2 separate regions of the Homo sapiens genome follow, and region 2 is linked to region 1. Evidence: read pairs that join two places in POLR2A ChIA-PET (ENCODE). Cell type or tissue: GM12878. All regions are shown on one strand. Links, peaks and the distances in the headings refer to the core of each region. The heading gives the core; the rest is flanking DNA. Region 1 has its middle 6.6 kb from the start of BHLHE23. Region 2 overlaps ZBTB46 (zinc finger and BTB domain containing 46).

Region 1 (7,617 bases), core at 2,618-7,617:
CACATGAACCACACTCCAGTCCCTCCCCGTCCTCTCTCACCGTGGGAGGCCCCTCTGCAGCCCACTGAGGGCTCTCCTGAGGCAGGGCTGCCGGCCTGGGGGATGGGACGGGCCCACTCCATCACCGCCAGGCACCACCCCCTTCTTCAGGCCCACCCTGCACAGCCCAGCACTGGCGCCCTCCTGGCTGCCTCCCGGGTGCTTCAGGGACCCCAGGACCCGTTGATGTGGCCCCAGAGTGGCCAAAGACACACTTGGCCGCTGCACCCCTGCTCCCCGAAAAGCCTCGCCCAGACTTGGCCACTGAGATGCAAACCTGGGGCCTTGCTGCCTCCCGGCAGCCAGAAGAAGAAATGCCCAGGTCAGCCGCCCCGACCAGCCTGCAGAGCCCTGGAGACACTGGTCCCATCATCTGGGGAGGCCCTGGACCCCAGCCTGTCCCCAGACAGCACCGAGGGGCTGGGCAGAGCTAGTCAGACCATCTCCCCAGGCCTCCCCTCCTCCTTCCCAGACTGAGCCCCCACTCATGTCCCCATAAGGTGCTCAGCAGGGGCTCAGGACAGCATGGCCCCAGCAAGGGCTCAGCAGGTGCCAGGCTGCCCTGTGCCCCTCCAGTCCACTCAGGGCACCTGGAAAGAACACAGGTGGACAAGGATGAGGACAAGGAAGCGCAGCCACAGCGTGGGGGTGGCGGGGCCTTAGAAACAGAGCAAGGGAATTGGGGACTTTGTCGAATGTGCTGACGTCAGCGTCTGCACATGGTGAAGGCCGGGAGGCCGAACAATGATATTCAGGAGGCGGAGTGCACTGAGTGCCTTTCATCTGGAGGCTTTCAACTAACATTGGGTTTATCAGACGTGACCCTGGCATGATCCAGGAGCCCCCATACAGGGGAGCGAGTGCAGAAATGGGGAGTCCCACAGGGCAGTGTCTCAGTCACCTGCTGCCTGGAGCAAACTACCCCAGAGCTTGGTGGCTTAAAACAACCCCCACTTTACAGTCACAACTCTGGGTGCAGGACTAGAGAAGGGTCGGGGTGGCCGTGTCCGCTTCATGAGGTGTGGCTGGGTTGACCTCGTGGCTGCATCCCGTGGGGCTGGGCTGGGTTGCAAGGTCCAAGCAGGGTCACCAATACACAGGGGACCTTGGGTGGGCCATGGGCTGGGCACACCCTCCACGTGGCCTCTCTCCATGCTGCAGGAGAAGCTGGACTGGAGATGCCGGGCAGTGAGCGAGCAGAAGCCGAGGCCATCACACCCAGAAAGGATGTGACGCCTCTGCGGCATCTGTCATGGCCACGGGGGCCCCAGCAGCCCAGATGCAGGGGTGGAGCACCGGGTGAGAGGAGCTGCAGGCCTGGGCGGGGCGGGGGGAGGTGGAGGCAGGGAGAGGCAGGGAGAGGCAGGGAGAGGCAGGGAGAGGCAGGGAGAGGCAGGGAGAGGCAGGGAGCCCTGTGCAGATGGGACCTGTGATGCGGCTGACTGGGCAGGGGTGGGGGAGGTGGAGACAGGGAAAGGCAGGGAGCCCTGTGCAGATGAGACCTGTGATGGGGCTGACTCTGGGTGTCGGGAAGGTGGAGCACGGGGATTTCAAATGCACTGGATGAGCGTGAGCGAAGGCACTCAGAGTGGTGGCGAGGCTCTCGCTTGAGCAGCAGGAAGGAAGATGGGGCTGCCCCAGCGCGCCAGGGATGTGGGGAGGCCCAGCTGCCCAGAGGGCAGTGAGTGGGAGCCCAGGAAAGCCCAGGACCCGGGGACAGAGCCAAGCCCGACCCCACCCCAGGTGAAACAACCTGGTTCACAGCTGGGACCCCAGAGGCACACCCGTCCCCCAAATAGCAAGGAGCCAGGCAAAATCTCAGGTCCCCTCTCCCACACCACCCACCAGTGGAGACATGAGGCTGCCTCAGGAGCCCATGTGGCATTTCTGTGCATATCTGTTGCCACACAGCCAGGGGCACCCTGCCCAGAAAAGCCTGGCGTGGTCCCGCGTCCTCAGGCGGTGAGGAGGGGCCACCTGCAGCTGCCTCATCTCATCCCCAGCCTCTCTAGAGTACTCTACATCCAGCCCCGTAGTCAAGACCCTAGAAGCCCACCCAGCTCTCCACACACAGAAACCCACCAGGCCATTCACGGAGCACGGCCGAGCACAGGGAGGTGACGTGGGGCTGGACATCTCATCTGACTCCCCCAGCGGGATGCCTCCTGTCTTCAATGAGGGCCGGGTGTGTCCCCGGGCCCAGGGCCCACAGCAGCAGCTGCCAGGCCACGTCTCTCATGGAAGACACCCTCTCTGGGCGTGGGCATCAGCTTTGAAAAGATAGACCCCACTCGCCTGCAGTGCGGCGTCCACAGACTGCCTGGTGGGATTTCCCATCCGGGACCTCAGAGGCTGTGAGCTCGGGAGGCAGGAGGCAGATGGGGCCATTCACAGTCTAGTCTTTGTTGATGACAGGGGAGGGGCTGAGGCAGGACTCTGAGAGGGAGAGGCGTGACCTGACCCTGCCTGAGGAGGACCTCACAGCTGCTGTGTGAAAGGGAGGGTCTGGGGATGATGGGAGGGCAGAAGCCATTAGAAGGCTGCTGTGCTGACTGAGGGCAGGCGGGAAGAGGTGGGGAGCGGCCGCATTCCAGATGAACGTGGGAGGGAGAACCAACAGGGTGTGAGCTGCGAGGAAGCATGATTTGCCCTCAACAGAATCTGGGGGTGGGGGTGGGCGGGTCTGGGGGAGGCCGCAGCTCCATCTGGAACGCGCTGCATCGGAGGCGGCCCTCACACATCTGACATTCTGCGCTCCGCTGAATCCGTGAGTCTGGAGTTCAGCACTGGGGTCTGGGTAGGCTGTGGGAAGGGTATTGGATGAGATCCCCGAGGGGGCAGACACAGCTAGGAAAAAGGCCAAAGGACTGAATCCCAAGCCCTCCAGAATGAAAATGTCGGGGAAAAGAAGAACCGGCAAAGGGGGCTGAGGATGAGTCACCAGGAGGTCACTCTAAGTATTAGCTGAAATAGTGATGATTTTACAAGGGGGAGGAAGGTCTATTGCATGAACTCTAAACTGGTCACCGCAGAATCAATGTTGTTCAAGACTGAAAACAACCATCAGACTTCCAGTTTCTGGTTATTAGGGACTAGTTAATCTGGACCCATCACTTTTCTGATGGTGACTACAAAAGCTGAGCAAAATGTTAAAAATATTTGCTTGGAATGCAAACAAACAAAATCCCAGAAAGACAAAGATCCAGAGTGAAAAAAGCCTTCGGGACGCTCACTTTTCCCCCAAAGCATTTGCTGCTTCAGATAGCTCACAGCCCACTGAGGAGCCAGACAGCGAGAGATTCAGCCCACCTGAGAGTGGGGAGTTGGCGAACATCCCCCCGACCCCCACCATTTTGAGTTGGGACAACAAATAACCGCACCCTAGACATAGGGGTGGATAGAAGGAGACCGGCTCTTGCAGCAACTCAGGGCCTTTTGCACCACTGCCAGGGTAGGAAAACCTAAACTGTAATCATCTTGAAATGATTTCAATCCCTGAAACTAGAGTAAGATGATCCAGGACCCCTAGTGCCCCCATGTCTCGCAGATGCAAACATAAACCCTCTCTGGAGGAAAATAAAATAGACCTCAAATGATTTCTACAAAATAATTTTACAAATACAATGTTCAGTCCACAATAAAAATTCTAGACAATTGAAAAAACAAATCAGCAAGAATGAAAGCAGCAGAGACCATAGGCAGAAGATCTACCAGTCCAGACACTGGAGTCGCGAGACAGAGACTGGAACAAAACTGTGCTTACAGCATTTGCAGAAATAGAGGTGGAATTTAGAATTTCAGCAAAAAAAAAAAAAAAAACCTAGAAAAACCAAATGAAAATTCTAGCACTGAAAAATAAAATCACTTAAATTATAAACTTAGTGGCTTTAATAGCAAATTCAGCTGAAGAGAGAATTAGTGAAGTGGAAAATAGGTCAGTAGAAAATATTCAGAATGAAGTATGGATAATACAAATGGAAAATACAGGTGACAGGTTAAGATACACAAAGGATTCAGGAAGAAGGACCAATATATTTGTAACTGGATCCCAGAGAGGAGATGAGAGAACATGAGGTTGAAGCAATACTCCAGAGTTAATAGCCAGGAAATTTCTAAAAGTAATCAAAATCATCAAGTCACAAATTCAAGAACCCCACAAACCCAAAAAGGATAAATGAAATGAATCAATTTCTAGTCCACTGTGTGAGAAGCTTGGAAACAATCAATCTTTTCACAAGAACAAAACGTGAGCAAACTGAAAGTCAATAATATTTCTTATATTCAACAGATGATGAGGTCACAGGGCAAACCACTGCCCAAAAAAGTTGTAGAGACGACAGACAGATGCAGAGAATCCCAATTCTGCAGAGCAGACACCTCCCTGGGAACCACTGCCAGGTTGGGAAAACCTAAACTGTCACTGGCAGATTGCTGGAGGCTGTGTGGCCAAGCTTGACAGTTAAAAACTCCAGGGCCCAGTCTTAGGGTGGAGGCCACACTTCTGTGAGTTTTACCTGCACAAACTCTACCAGATCCCCCAGGTAAATACCAGAGAAAAATCCCCTTGTGCTTTGGACAAGGGGAGGGGAGAAGTAGCACTTTCGAAATATGCCAGAGCATTCTGTTCTTCCTCTGCCCTCAAGAGAAACTATTTTTAACGTACCAGAGTTTAATCAGAGTCTAACCAACCTGGAGGAAGGGAAGTATCAACTCCAGCTCCCTCCAGTCTTTTATGTTGGGAAGGGAAACACACAGCCCCATTCTCTATCCCTCTTGTCTCATTTAAGAAGGAAAAACAGGATGGGCATGGTGGTTCACACCTGTAATCCCAGCACTTTGGAAGGCTGAGGCGGGTGGATCATCTGAGGTCAGGAGTTCAAGACCAGCCTGACCAACATGGAGAAACCCCGTCTCTACTAAAAATACAAAATTAGCTAGGCATGGTGGTGTGCGCCTGTAATCCCAGCTACTCAAGAGGCTGAGGCAGGAGAATCACTTGAACCCAGAAGGTGGAGGTTGCAGTGAGCCAAGATCATGCCACTGCACTCCAGCCTGGGCTACAGAGAAAGACTCCGTCTCAAAAAAAAACAAAAAAAAAACAAAAAAATGTCCAACTGAAGAAAGTGTTGAGTGAGCTTGTCATGCATTCCTACACAAAGAGTACAACCGCAATATATTCTACAATAGCAAAGCAAAATAAATAAAATCATTCCAAGTAAACTAGCTAAACAGAAAGGCTTTCCAAGAACTGGGCAGCTGTTGGAACCAAGCCAATAGAGGACTGACTGACAGCTCATCAATGGCAGAGACGTGAGCTCTAAAGCTCTCATAGCCTGGGTAATGGTCTGGAACGTAAAATCCCCACAGACTTAGGCTGGCCAGTTGACTATGCCAGGGCAACCCAGAGGTGGAGGAAAGTGGCAATTCTCCACATACCCAACCGTTTATGTGATTATGTAGACAGGCTAAAGTCTGTGCCTACTCAGTAAATAAATCACTCTCTGCATGATTCCAACTTGTGCCTAAAAGTAGAATGCCAATCCAGGTATTTATGCCCCCCATCCCTCTCATTTCTTAGGAACAGGAATCAGAGGTCACTGACTGGCTCACGGGAATAAACGGGATCAGTCTCTTGTGTTCCGTTGGCCTGTGGGGCTTTATAAGAGACAGGTTTAATTTGAGATAAGTGGACCCAGCTGTTTATTCCCAGAAGTTTAACTGTAGTTGGGGTACTAAGGAGAACTTGATAGAGTCCCCTCCACTTGGGGGGAAAGTTGATCTGCTGAGGATCCTTCCTTCCAAGTTTGCAATAGGACCCAGTCTCCCAGCTGGGTTGGAACCAGATTGTCTTCCTCAGTGGGGGAAGGGAGTCTCTGATTTCCATAGTCAAGGAGTGCGTTTTGCACTTGTCCTAAGTTGATCACATAATTCTGTAGCTTGAAAGTATCTATGTCTATTAGGAGGTCTGTAGTTAAGAAAGGCCTTCTATACATTATTTCAAAAGTGCTGAGATGCAGATTTCCCTTAGGGGCCATTCGAACCCGTAATAAGGCTACAGGTAATAAAGACCTCCAGGTTTCTGATGTCTCTTGGCATAGTTTAGCAAGAGTCCTTTTTAGAGTTTGATTAGCTCTTTCTACTTTCCCCAAAGACTGTGGCCTCCGTGCCGAGTCAAGGCGGCACTGAATTCCTAGGGCTGAAGATGTGTTTCGGGTAACTGTCGCTGTGAAAGGTGAGCCATTATCGCTCTGTAAGCTCTTAGGCAGCCCAACTCTAGGAATTATTTCCTTTAGTAGGAGTTTAGAAACCTCAATTGCCTTTTCAAACCGGGCAGTAGCGCACGCCTGTAATCCCAGCACTTTGGGAGGCCGAGGCGGGTGGATCACGAGGTCAGGAGATCGAGACCATCCTGGCTAATACGGTGAAACCCCGTCTCTAATAAAAATACAAAAAATTAGCCGGGCGTGGTAGCGGGCGCCTGTAGTCCCAGCTACTCGGGCGGCTGAGGCAGGAGAATGGCGGGAACCCGGGAGGTGGAGCTTGCAGTGAGCCGAGATCGCACCACTGCACTCCAGCCTGGGCGACAGAGCGAGACTCCGTCTCAAAAAAAAAAAAAAAAAAAGAAAAGAAAAAAAAACCACATAAAATAGTAAATGTTTGCAAGAATACGAAGAGATTGGAGCCCTTGTCCGTTGCTGTTGGAATGTACAATGGTGCAGCTGCTGTGGGAAGCAGCGTGTGGGAACCTCTGAAGACCACGTGAGAACTCCCTGAAAGAACTGAAAGCAGGGGCTGAACAGGTGCGCTCATCGCTCCCACGGGCCAAACGCTGGAAATAAACAAGATGGACGCGAACGTGCGGAGACCGCATGAGGTCATTTCCTGAGGTACTTGGAGCAGTCAAATGCAGAGGTGGGCGGCGGAGTCGTGGTTTCCAGCGGGTGGGGGAGGAGGGGAGCCGGGGTTACTGGGGACAGAGTTTCAGTTTGGGAAGATACAAACATTCTGGAGTTGGATGGGGGCGTCGGCTGCACAACACCGCGGTTGTGTACAATGCCCCTGGGCTGTGCACCTGAAAATGGTCACAACGATCAACTTCATGTGATACACATTTTGACAGAGCACATATACACACGAAAGAAAAGGTGGAGTCTTCAAATCCCAGGGCCTGGGCGTTGTCCCTAGAAGCCAAACAGTGTGGGTCCCAGGGTCGGGGCAGGGGCCTGCGGTAGGATTTCTTTCCTCCTCCCTGTTTTGATCTCTAGAAGACCCTACGTCCTGTGGAAGGGGAGCACTGAGGAGGCGCCGTCTCTGGGAGAGGCAGGGTGGGTTGTTCCAGTTACTAGCACCATTGCCCTGCAGGCAAGAAGCTGGCTGGCCCAAGACCACCCAGCGGGGGCTCCCTCCCGCTCCCCCCACCCAGCCTGACCTCCTGGTGCGCCCACTGTGCCCCACCAGACCTCCCTTCCCCAATCCCAGCAGCATGGACAGCAGTGACGCCCACAGGGTGCTCACTCGGGCCACAGCACACCCCGGTCTTTGGGCACCCCCAGGGCCAGGGCGCGGTGGGAGCCAGGG
Region 2 (11,426 bases), core at 3,092-8,091, 810 kb before region 1:
CTGCTTCCCGGAGAGTGGATTGCTGGCCGGAGGGCAGGGCCACTGTACGTAGGAGGCAGCTTTTGGGAGCTGGTCAGCTGTGGGGGTAGGCATGAGGAGCAGTTGAGTTTCACGTTGTACCTTCTGAAGACTTGGTTCAGCACACATAATGCCTTCCCAAGGACACTCGCTGTCTTTTTGGAAAAGTCATCCGTGAAGCATTTCTTTTTTTGAGAGGGAGTCTCGCTCTGTCGCGCAGGCTGGAGTGCAGCGGCGCGATGTCGGCTCACTGCAAGCTCCACCTTCCGGGTTCACCCCATTCTCCTGCCTCAGCCTCCGGAGTAGCTGGGACTACAGGCGTCTGCCAACATGCCCGGCTAATTTTTTTTTTTTTTTTAAGTAGAGATGGGGTTTCACCATGTTAGCCAGGATGGTCTCGATCTCCTGACCTCATGATTCACCCGCCTCGGCCTCCCAAAGTGCTGGGATTACAGGCATGAGCCACCGTGCCCAGCCAAAGCATTTCTTCTCTGGGCCTGTCATTGTCGGCCCAGGTGTCGCCCCCGGGCTCCTCTTGGTTTCTCTTTGAGCATCTCTGACTTACTAGCGACTCAGTCCTTCTCAGTTTCCCCCAAAATGGAAAAGAGCCACATATGTGTGTGAACAATCAGTTTCTAAAAATGTCTTCATTTATCTGAAAGTCGGGCAGCATTGCTGCTTGCATGGGACACACAGATACTTTGTTTGTAAGACATTTTCGTTTACAAAAGTGCATCACATCATCTCTTCCAACCACTCTGAAGAAAATGAAGAAAATGAAGCCTCTTGCACAGAAAGCCTTCCCATTCGCTGGCATATCGCTGCACACGAGGCCTGCGTCGGTGCTCCTCTGTGGAGATGTGGAGAGGGGCACTGCTGTGCCTTGGGCTACGTGCAGAGGGCTTAGGAACTCCCGGTGTTGACAGCTGCCTTTGTGAGAGGTGGACACACCTGGACCGCGTGGCCCACGTTACTCTGGGCAAGTCGTCTTCTTAGTGTGGGTCACCCGCCGGATGGACAGAGGCTTTGCTTATCTGCTGGGGCATGGGGAGCAAAACTATGGCTCTTAACTGGGCAGAAGAACGAGAAGTCGGCCCAAGCTAAGCATTACCTGTCGCAGTGTTGATTCGCCGCTTTCCCAACTGACTTCCCTGAAAGAATCCCACAAAAAGTCACAGAGATTAGAAGCTTCTGAGTTATGAAGAAACTCGAAGGCCTGGTTGTTGATTTCTGGGCTGTGGAGGGGCACATCCAGACACACAGGCTTTCTAGAAACACACTCATAATCCACTCATTGGCCATAGCCAGCCGCTTTGCAGAGGCTGAGAAGTGGAGCAAGGCTGTTCTGGTTGGAGGAACAGCAAGTGCAGGGATAGAACCAGAAAACAGAGTTGTTGACACAAAGTGCCCAGGGCTGTTTGTGCAGCATGGGGACAACTGGCCCTGGGAAGCCGGGAGGGAGGGGTTTGATGGTAGTGAGATGGTGGGCGGGAGGGAGGGTTTTTTTTTTTTTTTTTGAGACGGAGTCTTGTTCTGTCCCCCAGGCTGGAGTGCAGTGACGAGATCTCGGCTCATTACAACCTCTGCCTCCCGGGTTCAAGCGAATCTCCTGCCTTGGCCTCCCTAGAAGCTGGGATTATGGGCATCCGCCACCACGCCCGGCTAATTTTTGTATTTTTAGTAGAGATGGGGTTTCATCATGTTGGCCAGGCTGGTCTTGAACTCCTGACCTCAAGTGATCCGCCTGCCTCGGTCTCCCAAAGTGCTGGGATTACAGGCATGAGCTACTGCACCCAGCCAGGAAGGGTTTGATGATGGTGAGATGGGGGTGCAGTGATGGGAAGATGGGGGAGGGAGGGTTTGATGACGGTGAGACGGGGGTGCAGTGATGGGAAGATGGGGGAGGGAGGGTTTGATGACGGTGAGACGGGGGTGCAGTGATGGGAAGATGGGGGAGGGAGGGTTTGATGACGGTGAGACGGGGGTGCAGTGATGGGAAGATGGGGGAGGGAGGGTTTGATGACGGTGAGACGGGGGTGCAGTGATGGGAAGATGGGGGAGGGAGGGTTTGATGACGGTGAGACGGGGGTGCAGTGATGGGAAGATGGGGGAGGGAGGGTTTGATGACGGTGAGATGGGGGTGCAGTGATGGGAAGATGGGGGAGGGAGGGTTTGATGACGGTGAGATGGGGGTGCAGTGATGGGAAGATGGGGGAGGGAGGGTTTGATGACGGTGAGATGGGGGTGCAGTGATGGAAACATCACCTCTCAGAGCACCCAGAAGAACGGGGGTGGGGGAAGGCGGTAAGTGTTCCTTGGCCACGTGAAATTTTGGGTGGGATTAGAACCTCTGAGTTGTCCTGCAGACCCTGAGCTTTCAGGAAAAAGGGCGTGGTTCAGGGCTTTTGTGGCAACCGCCAAGTGAGTTTTTCTGATATTTGCTAAATTAGCTTTCAAGACAACATGGTCTGTAGTCTTTCTTGTCTTGGTGTGGCCCTATTTGAATAAAATGGGTGTTCTCTTTCCATGCCATTTAAATTATTGAATCTGGTGAATGGCAGTATCCTTTTATTTGGCAAGTTCAAAGCCAGCTTAGGTATTTTCGAAAGAAGTAGAGATTATTCAGCTCCTTTAGGGGTGGAGGACAGACTGGCTGAAGAAGGCACTTGTTTGTCCAGGTCCAGCCCCATTTCTTCCTCCTCCCATTTCAGTGTGGAATCTGCAGACCCACAAGACTCGGAATTTCCCATGCTTCAGGGAGGCCGGCTGCTCAACCTCGAAGGTGGCCCTGATGCTTAGGTGGGACGTGTCTGCTTGTTACCCATTCAAGGAAACAGAGGACTTTGGCCAGCGACCCTGCCCTGAGCCTCTGGTCTCTAAAGAAGCCTTGATTCGCCTACAGCCTCCTCTCTGCACTCAAAATCTCCACTTCTCAAGTGTAATCTGGTCGTTTACGTTAGTCCTGTGGGGAGCCCATTCAACGGTTTACATTTCCTTTTACAAACAGAAAACGGAGCAGTCCCAAAGAACACACACACACACACACACACACACACACAAGGTTCCTAGAGGACAAAGGTCAGGACAGGAATCAGGACAGAGGAAAAGGAATTGGAAGACACCACAACGAGAAAACTTGTTCTGGGAAGTGTGTGGTCAGGGATGCAGTGTGACGTGGATATTGTCCTTTTTTCTGGTCTGAATTATTTAATTTTTTTTTGAGAAGGGGCCTCGTTCTGTTGCCCAGGCTGGAGTGCAGTGGCACAGTCATGGCTCACTGCGGCCTCGACCTGGGCTAAGGTGATCCTCCCACCTCTGCCTCCTGAGTACCTGGGACTACAAGCACGCACCACCACACCCGGCCAATTTTTTTATTTTTGTTTTATTTTTATTTTATCTTATTTATTTATTTATTTTTTTGAGACAGGGTCTCACTCTGTCGCTAAGGCTGGAATGCAGTGGCGTGATCTTGGCTCACTGCAACCTCTGCTTCCTGGGCTCAAGTGATTCTTGTGCCTCAGTCTCCTGAGTAGCTAGGATTATAGGCGTGTGCCACCACACCCTGCTAATTTTTGTACTTTTTTTAGTAGAGACCAGGTTTTGCCATGTTGCCCACGCTGGTCTTGAACTCCTGAGCGCGAGTGCACCCCCATCTGCCCACCTGGAACCCCCAAAGTACCGGGATGACAGTGAGCCACTGTGCCTGGCCTTTTGTTCCCATTTTTATTTTTATTTTATGTATGTATTTTTGAGGTGGAGTCTCGCTCTGTCGCTCAGGCTGGAGTGCAGTGGTGCAGTTTTGGCTCACTGCAATCTCCACCTCTCGGTTTCAAGTGATTCTCCTGCTGCCTCAGCCTCCTGAGTAACTGGGATCACAGGTGCGCGCCACCATGCCCAGCTAATTTTTTTTTTAAGTTTTAGTACAGACGGGGTTTGTCCATGTTGCCCAGGCTGGTCTCGAACTCCTGAGCTTAAGTGATCCACCCGTCTCGGCTTCCCAAAGTGCTAGGATGACAGGTGTGTGCCACCGCTCCCGACTTTTTGTTTCCATTTTTAAAACATGTTTTGTACAGACAGGGTCTCGCTGTGTTGCCCAGGCTGGTCTCAAACTCCTGGGCTCAAGCATTCATCCTGCCTCAGCCTCCCAAAGTGCTGGGACGACAGGTGTGAGCCATAGCACCTGGCCCGTGGTCTGGAATTCCGAGACTCACTGTAGGCTTCACTCTCATGTTTTCGTGCTTGCCGGGTTGGCCGTGTCCTGTGCTCGCCGTGTGGTCAGTGCTGTTCCTGTTTCTCCTAACAGCAGCCGTTGACTGATGGTGCATCTTCCTGTGGACATGTCTTTAAACCCAAGCGTGGGAGGGTGAGGAAGCTGTCAGTCTGGTGTAGGACTGAGCCCAGCCTTGGCCAATCACGGAACCCATTGTACTGAAATGGAATAGGCCTCCTGTGCTCCTTTGTCGGGGCCTAGAGCCCATCAGTCCCAGGGCTGGGTTTTGCATGCGTGTACACGTGTCAGCTCTAGGGAGAGCACCCCAGGCTTTTCTCATTGGGGGCCCGTGTCACATACAAAAGTGCCCGTCTCCCCCATGGGTGTGCTGGTGGGTGAATTCAGGGCGCTTGAACTCAGGAAGGCTGGACGTGTGTCCCGTCGTTTATTCCCGGTTCTCCCAGCCACCTCCGGTTCCCGACGCTGTGAGTGCAGCTTTGCTGGCTGGTGCTGCAAGTGTGTTTAGGATTTTCTGCCTGTTTCGGGAGTGTATCGGTTCCGCTTGATCAGGGCTGTGTTCATGTTTCTAAAATGTTAATGGTAAGAGCTCACTATTGAGTAAAAGCACAGATGGTAATTTTTCCCGCAAAAAGCTTCTTAGATAGGGGAAGTTAAAGGTGTAAGTTCTCGCAGTGTGCTGAGTGACTGGCTGGGTTTTTCTGGTGAGTAAGTGCTTGGGGCAGGCTGCGGGACAGCCTTGTGCTCTGAGAATTGTTAGTGATATCACAAAGGTTTTTATTTCTGAAGGGAAACTAAGGGAGTCAGGATATTTAAAACCGCCTCGGTGCTTCCTAAACAGTGGCTGTTGTTTTTTTCCAAAGTGAATGAAACATTTCAGGTTAATGTTACTCTGTACTTTAAGTATTTCTGTTTAGCATCACCTTATTAAAAGTGAGCCTGGACCAGACATGGTGGCTTACACCTGTAATCCCAGCACTTTGGGAGGCCGAGGTGGGCAGATCACCTGAGGTCAGGAGTTTGAGACTAGCCTGGCTGACATGGTGAAACCCCATTTATACTAAAAATATATACACAAAAAAATTAGCTGTGCGTGGTGGCACACACCTGTAATCCCAGCTACTTGGGAGGCTGAGGCAGGAGAATCACTTGAACCTGGGAGGTGGAGGTTGCAGTGAGCTGAGAGCGCACCATTGCACTCCAGCCTGGGCAACAAGAGGGAAACTCCGTCTCAGAAAAAAAAAAAAAAGCGTGCCTGCTTGTAGTCCCAGCTGCTCAGGAGGCTGAGGCAGGAGGAGCGTTTGAGCCCAGGAGTTTAAGGCCACCCTGGGCAACACAGCAAGACCCTCTCTAAAATAAAAAATAATAATAGTAATAATGGCCAGGCACAGGGGCTCAGGCCTGTAATCCCAGCACTTTGGAGGCTGAGGTGGGTGGATCCTGAGGTTAGGAGTTTGTCTTGGCCAACATCGTGAAGCCCTGTCTCTACTGAAAAAAAAAAAAAAGGCCGGGCGCAGTGGCTCACGCCTGTAATACTTTGGGAGGCTGAGGCGGGCGGATCATGAGGTCAAGAGATTGAGACCATCTTGGCCAACATGGTGAAACCCCGTCTCTACTAAAAATACAAAAATTAGCTGGGCGTGATGGCGCATGCCTGTAATCCCAGCTACTTGGGAGGCTGAGGCAGGAGAATCTTTTGAACCTGGGAGGCGGAGGTTGCAGTGAGCTGAGATCGCACCATTGCACTCTAGCCTGGGCAACAAGAGCGAAACTCCATCTAAAAAAAAAAAAAAATTAGCCATGCATGGGGGCAGACACCTGTAGTCCCAGATCTTCGGGAGGATGAGGCAGGAGAATCGCTTGAACCTGGGAAGCAGAGATTGCAGTGAGCCGAGATCGTGCTGTGGCACTCCAGCCTGGGCAACAGTGTGAGGCTCCATCTAAAAAAATAATAAATAGGCTGGGCGCGGTGGCTCACGCCTGTAATCCCAGAACTTTGGAAGGCCCAGGTGGGCGGATCACCTGAGGTCGGGAGTTCGAGATCAGCCTGACCAACATGGAGAAACCCGGTCTCTACCAAACATTCAAAATTAGCTGGGCATGGTGGCGCGCCTGTAATCCAGCTACTCGGGAGGCTGAGGCAGGAGAATCGCTTGAACTGGGGAGGTGGAGGTTGTGTGAGCCGAGATTGCACCACTGCACTCCAGCTTGGGCAACAAGAGCAAAACTCTGTCTCAAAAAAAAAATATATATATATAATATACTTCTTAAAAAGTGTGCCTGTTTACATTGGCCAGGCGCGGTGTCTCATGCCTGTAATCCCAGCACTTTGGGAGGCCGAGGCAGGCGGATCATGAGGTCAGGAGATCGAGACCATCCTGGCTAACATAGTGGAACCCCGTCTCTATTAAAAATACAAAAAAACAAAATTAGCTGGGTGTGGTGGCGGGTGCCTGTAGTCCCAGCTACTCAGGAGGCTGAGGTGGGAGAATGGCGTGAACCTGGGAGGCAGAGCTTGCAGTGAGCCGAAATCGTGCCACTGCACTCCAGCCTGGGTGACAGAGCGAGACTTCGTCTCAAACAAAAAAAAAAGTGTGCCTGTTTACTGTTTTTATGACTTTTGCTTTCTTTTCTTCGTTATACGTTGCTAACGTCATACACTGGGAGTTTGCATGTTTTTGCCTGAGGAAATGGTTATGTTTCGCTGCCTACGGTGATATATGGAAATACATCTATAGTATTTCGTTGCTTTTATTTTAGTTTGTATGTAGACTTGTTCTGTACTTCGGAGTGTTTTGAAGAACTTTTCGGAAATCATTAGCAGACACCCTCTGCTGGACGGTGAAATGCGTGTCCCGTGACTGACAAAGCGGCTGTCAGTGCTCCGAGCGTCCCAGTTGCTTTTCTTACTTGTTGGCGGAGTGAGGCAGGGAGTTACGAGGTGGCACTAACTCTGATATCCCATCTAGTTAAAGCCATTTTCACGGCTGCTCACTGGATTTCACTAGACGTTGCAGTAACATTCAGGGAGGCCGAGAAGTGGTTGTTTTAATCCGTTTACCTCTGGTCTGGCCCCTGGGACACTGTTGCTGTTTTTGCTTTCTTCAGTGTGGAAATTGCTAGAGACCTTGGGAGAAGGGAGGGTAGGAGGTCCCATCGTCTGTGGGACCCTGTGTCTGTGTAAGGCCATGTCGAGTGCCCATGGCAGAGCCCTCACAGGAAGCAGAGCTGTGATCACAGACGCCTCCGGGTGAGCCTGAGATTCAGGGTCAGGAAGGGTCTGAGTGAGACACACACCTGCACCCTGGTGAGGGCTGGCTCGTCTTCTTCGGGATGCGCTCCTGGAGGGAGCAAAGCTGGCAGGCAGCATCCATTAGCATCCCGGGTGCGCTCTCTGTTCGCTTAATGTTATTGATAACAACCTCATTTTGTACTTCACCTAATTTTTGCCTTGTCTTAAGAAGGAAGCGCATCCAGGAAGTCATGAGTTGGTGTCTCAGTGATGCTCTTCTCTTCTCAGACAGAGTCTCACTCTGTCGCCCAGGCTGGAGTGCAGTGGCGCGATCTCAGCTCACTGCCACCTCCATCTCCCGGGTTCAAGCGATTCTCCTGCCTCAGCCTCCTGAGTAGCTGGGATTACAGGCGCACACCACCACGCCTGGCTAATTTTTGTATTCTGTAGTAGAAACGGGGTTTCACCATGTTGGTCAGGCGGTCTTGAACTCCTGACCTTGTGATCCGCCCACCTTGGCCTCCCAAAGTGCTGGGATTACAGGCTTGAGCCACTGCGCCTGGCCTTCTTTTTTTTTTTTTTTTTTGAGCTGGAGTTTCGTTCTTTCACCCAGGCTGGAGTGCAGTGGCGCGATCTCGGCTCACTGCAACCTCTGCCTTGCAACCTCTGCCTTCCAGTTTCAAGCGATTCTCCTGCCTCAGCCTCCCCAGTAGCTGGGATTACAGGTGTCTGCCACCATGCCCGGCTAATTTTTGCATTTTTTTTTAATAGACACGGGGTTTCACCATGTTGGCCAGGCTGGTCTCGAACTCCTGACCTTGTGATCTGTCCGCCTCGGCATCCTAAAGTGTTGGGATGACAGGCATGAGCCACCGCGACCAGCCAGTGATGCTTTTCTTGACATGCTGACATGAATACATAACTATCAGGAGAGATGGCGAGTGCCCAGGTGTTGGCTGGAGCTGTGGCCACTGTTGCTGTAGAACATGCCCTGGGGGTCCGCACTGGCCTGGCCCACCCTCCCTCTGCAGAACTGACTGCGGGGCGGCACTGCGCTGCTCTCCTCCTCACGAAGACCCAGGGTTGGACCTCCTTACGCAGCCCAGCTGGAGGGGACCGTGACTTGGATGCAGGGGCTGCACCGAGGGCTTCTGGGCTTTGCATCTGGTTTCTGGGTGGCTTTGCCACGTGCTTTCCAGCAGGACCGTGGTCAAGGCATGCCTCACCTGGCAGGGGCAGCGTGGATGGCGCCAGTGGCTCTCACCCCAGCGCCCTTGTCCAGCTCTACAAAGGGCCCCTTGCAGTGTACCTCAAAACTACAGACTCAAAAGGCAGGGTCCCTGGCGGATGGGACCATGTGAGTCCTGGGTGAAGACCCCCAGTGCCACCACTCAGAGCGTGGTGCCGTGCAGTCTCTGTAGGTGAGCTTGCTGTTTGGGCGAGTTCCTGGGGCTGCGTTACATGGGACCATGGCCTGAGTGGCTGAAAACGGTAGAGCCTTATTCTGTCACAGGGCTGGAGGCTGACACCCAGCATCGGGGTGGACGGGGCCACTCTTCCTCCCAAGGCTCCAGGGGAGGGTCCTCCTGCCTCTTCAGCTGCAGGTGTTGACCACAGTCCCTGGTGCCTCTTGGCTTATAGACGCCTCGCTCCAGCCTCTGCCTCTGTCTTCACACAGTCTCCCCTGCGGGTGTCCAGGTTTTTTCCTCTTCTTTCTTCTTCTTCCTTTTTTTTTTTTTTTTGAGACAGAGTCTCACTCTGCTGCCCAGGCTGGAGTGTAGTGGCACCATTTCAGCTCACTGCAGCCTCCACCTCCCAGGTTTAAGCGATTCTCCTGCCTCAGCCTTCCAAGTAGCTGGGATTACAGGCGTGTGCCACCACGCCTGACTAATTTTTTGTATTTTTGGTAGGTACAGGGTTTCACCATGTTGCCCAGGCTGGTCTCGAACTCCTGACCTCAGGTGATCCGCCCACCTTGGCCTCCTGAAGAGCTGGGATTACAAGCCTGAGCCACTGCACCCGGCCTCTTTTTCTTTTTCTATTTTTTTTTCTTGAGACAGGATCTCACTCTGTGGGCCAGGCTGGAGTACAGTGGCACAAGCACAGCTCACTGTAGCCTCCTTCTCCCAGACTCAAGGATCCTCTTGCCTCAGCCTCCCAAGTAGCTGGGACTACAAGCATGCACCATCATACCTGGCTAATTTTTTTACTTTTTGTAGGGACAGGGTCTCCCTATGTGGCCCATGCTGGGCTCAAGCGATCCTCCTGCCTCTGCCTCCCCAAGAGTTGGGATTACAGGCATGAGCCACCACATCTGGCCCTTTCCTTTTCTTTTCTTTTCTTTTTTTTTTTGAGACTGAGTTTCGCTCTTGTTGCCCAGGCTGGACTGCAGTGGCGCGATCTTGGCTCAACGCAACCTCTGCCTCCTGGGTTCAAGCGATTCTCCTGCCTCAGCCTTCCTGAGTAGCTGGGATTACAGGCATGCGCCACCATGCCCGGCTAGTTTCGTATTTTTAGTAGAGATGGGGTTTCTCCATGTTGGTCAGGCTGGTCTCGAACTCCTGACCTCAGATGATCTGCCCGCCTCAGCCTTCCAAAGTGCTGGGATTACAGGCGTGAGCCACCGTGCCAGGCCTGGCCTTTTCCTTTTCTTTTAAGGAAGCTGGTCCTATTGGGTGAGGGCCCGCCCTAATCCACTATGACCTCATCTTAACTTGATTATATTTGCAAAGACCCTATTTCCAAATAAGGTCACGTTTGCAGGTTTAGGACTTCAGCAGACACATTTCAGCCCTTAACAGCATCACAGCTTGGGTTTTCTTGATGCATCTTTCACACGTATTTCTCTATGGAGGCTTCTCCACACATCAGCAGCTGCTACCTCTCGTGGCCACTGTATCCTTGACGCTGCTGTTATTTACAGCAGAGGTGGCAAGTAACCAGCGTCACCAAAATATTAACTAATGCATTCAGCCAGTGTGCACGCAGCCCTGGGCCTGTGGCAGGTCAGGTTCCTGGCCTGGGTACACAGCAGGTCATGGAGTCCTTGCTTTGCTGGGTTATGCAGATGGGGGAGATGCTTTGAGTATCTTGGGTGATGTGAGCCTGTGAGGAGAGACACGGGGTGGGTGGGGAGGGAGTCATGTTGAGGGTGAGCAGAGATGGAGCCAAGAGGGGCAGCTGAGTGTTGCGGCTGCTTGTGCCTCCCAATCCGAAGCAGGACTCGGGCCCTCCTCTGGGCACCCCCTTTGCCTTGCTCACTGCACCTGTGCCCACTGCATCTGTGCCCACCGCACCTGCACCCACTGCACCTGCACCCACTGCACCTGCGCCCACCTGCGCCCACTGCACCTGCGCCCACTGCACCTGTGCCCACCTGTGCCCACTGCACCTGCGCCCACCGCACCTGCACCCACCGCACCTGTGCCCACCTGCGCCCACTGCACCTGTGCCCACCTGTGCCCACTGCACCTGCGCCCACTGTACCTGCACCCACTGCACCTGTGCCCACTGTACCTGCACCCACTGCACCTGTGCCCACCTGTGTCCACTGTACCTGTGCCCACTGCACCTGCACCCACTGGACCTGCGCCCACCTGCACCTGCACTCACTGCACCTGTGCTCACCTGCACTCACTGCACCTATGCCCATCTGTACCCACTGCACCTGCACCTTCTGCACTTGTGCCCACCTGTACCCACTGCACCTGTGCTCACCTGCACCTACTGCACCTGCACCCACTCGACCTGCGCCCACCTGCACCTGCACTCACTGCACCTATGCCCACCTGCACTCACTGCACCTATGCCCACCTGTACCCACTGCACCTGCACCTTCTGCACCTGTGCCCACCTGCACCCACTGCACCTGTGCTCACCTGCACCTGTGCCCATCTGCACCCACTGCACCTGCACCCACTGGACCTGTGCCCACCTGCACCTGCACTC

What was found. Peaks named below come from ENCODE experiments on the same cell type or tissue, not always from the same donor. Only the 100,000 strongest peaks of a DNase experiment are listed, where the experiment ranks them.
Region 2: POLR2A ChIA-PET joins it to region 1 with 5 read pairs; 1 of 35 experiments calls an interaction of 5 or more read pairs at or near these places.

Annotation. Positions count from the first base shown.
Region 1 is chr20:63,009,800-63,017,416 of GRCh38, reverse strand. No RefSeq gene overlaps it. Among named protein-coding and RNA genes, the nearest start is that of BHLHE23, 6.6 kb to the right of the region's middle. RefSeq lists enhancers at 1-644, 4,330-4,479, 6,680-6,999 and silencers at 7,320-7,399, 7,410-7,617. In GM12878, for the core only: a CTCF peak has its summit at 7,579; DNase peaks (open chromatin) are centred at 4,616, 5,396 and 6,836; H3K4me3 peaks cover 3,859 bases; H3K27ac peaks cover 4,234 bases.
Region 2 is chr20:63,815,510-63,826,935 of GRCh38, reverse strand. All of the region lies in intron 1 of ZBTB46 (zinc finger and BTB domain containing 46), which reads left to right. ZBTB46-AS1 (ZBTB46 antisense RNA 1) reads right to left here. Exons shown (of 3, transcript NR_110081.1): 2 at 6,065-6,186; 3 at 3,921-4,814. Among named protein-coding and RNA genes, the nearest start is that of ZBTB46, 10 kb to the left of the region's middle. RefSeq lists enhancers at 10,420-11,170, 11,171-11,426. In GM12878, for the core only: no CTCF peak of the experiment used is centred there; no DNase peak of the experiment used is centred there; H3K27ac peaks cover 533 bases.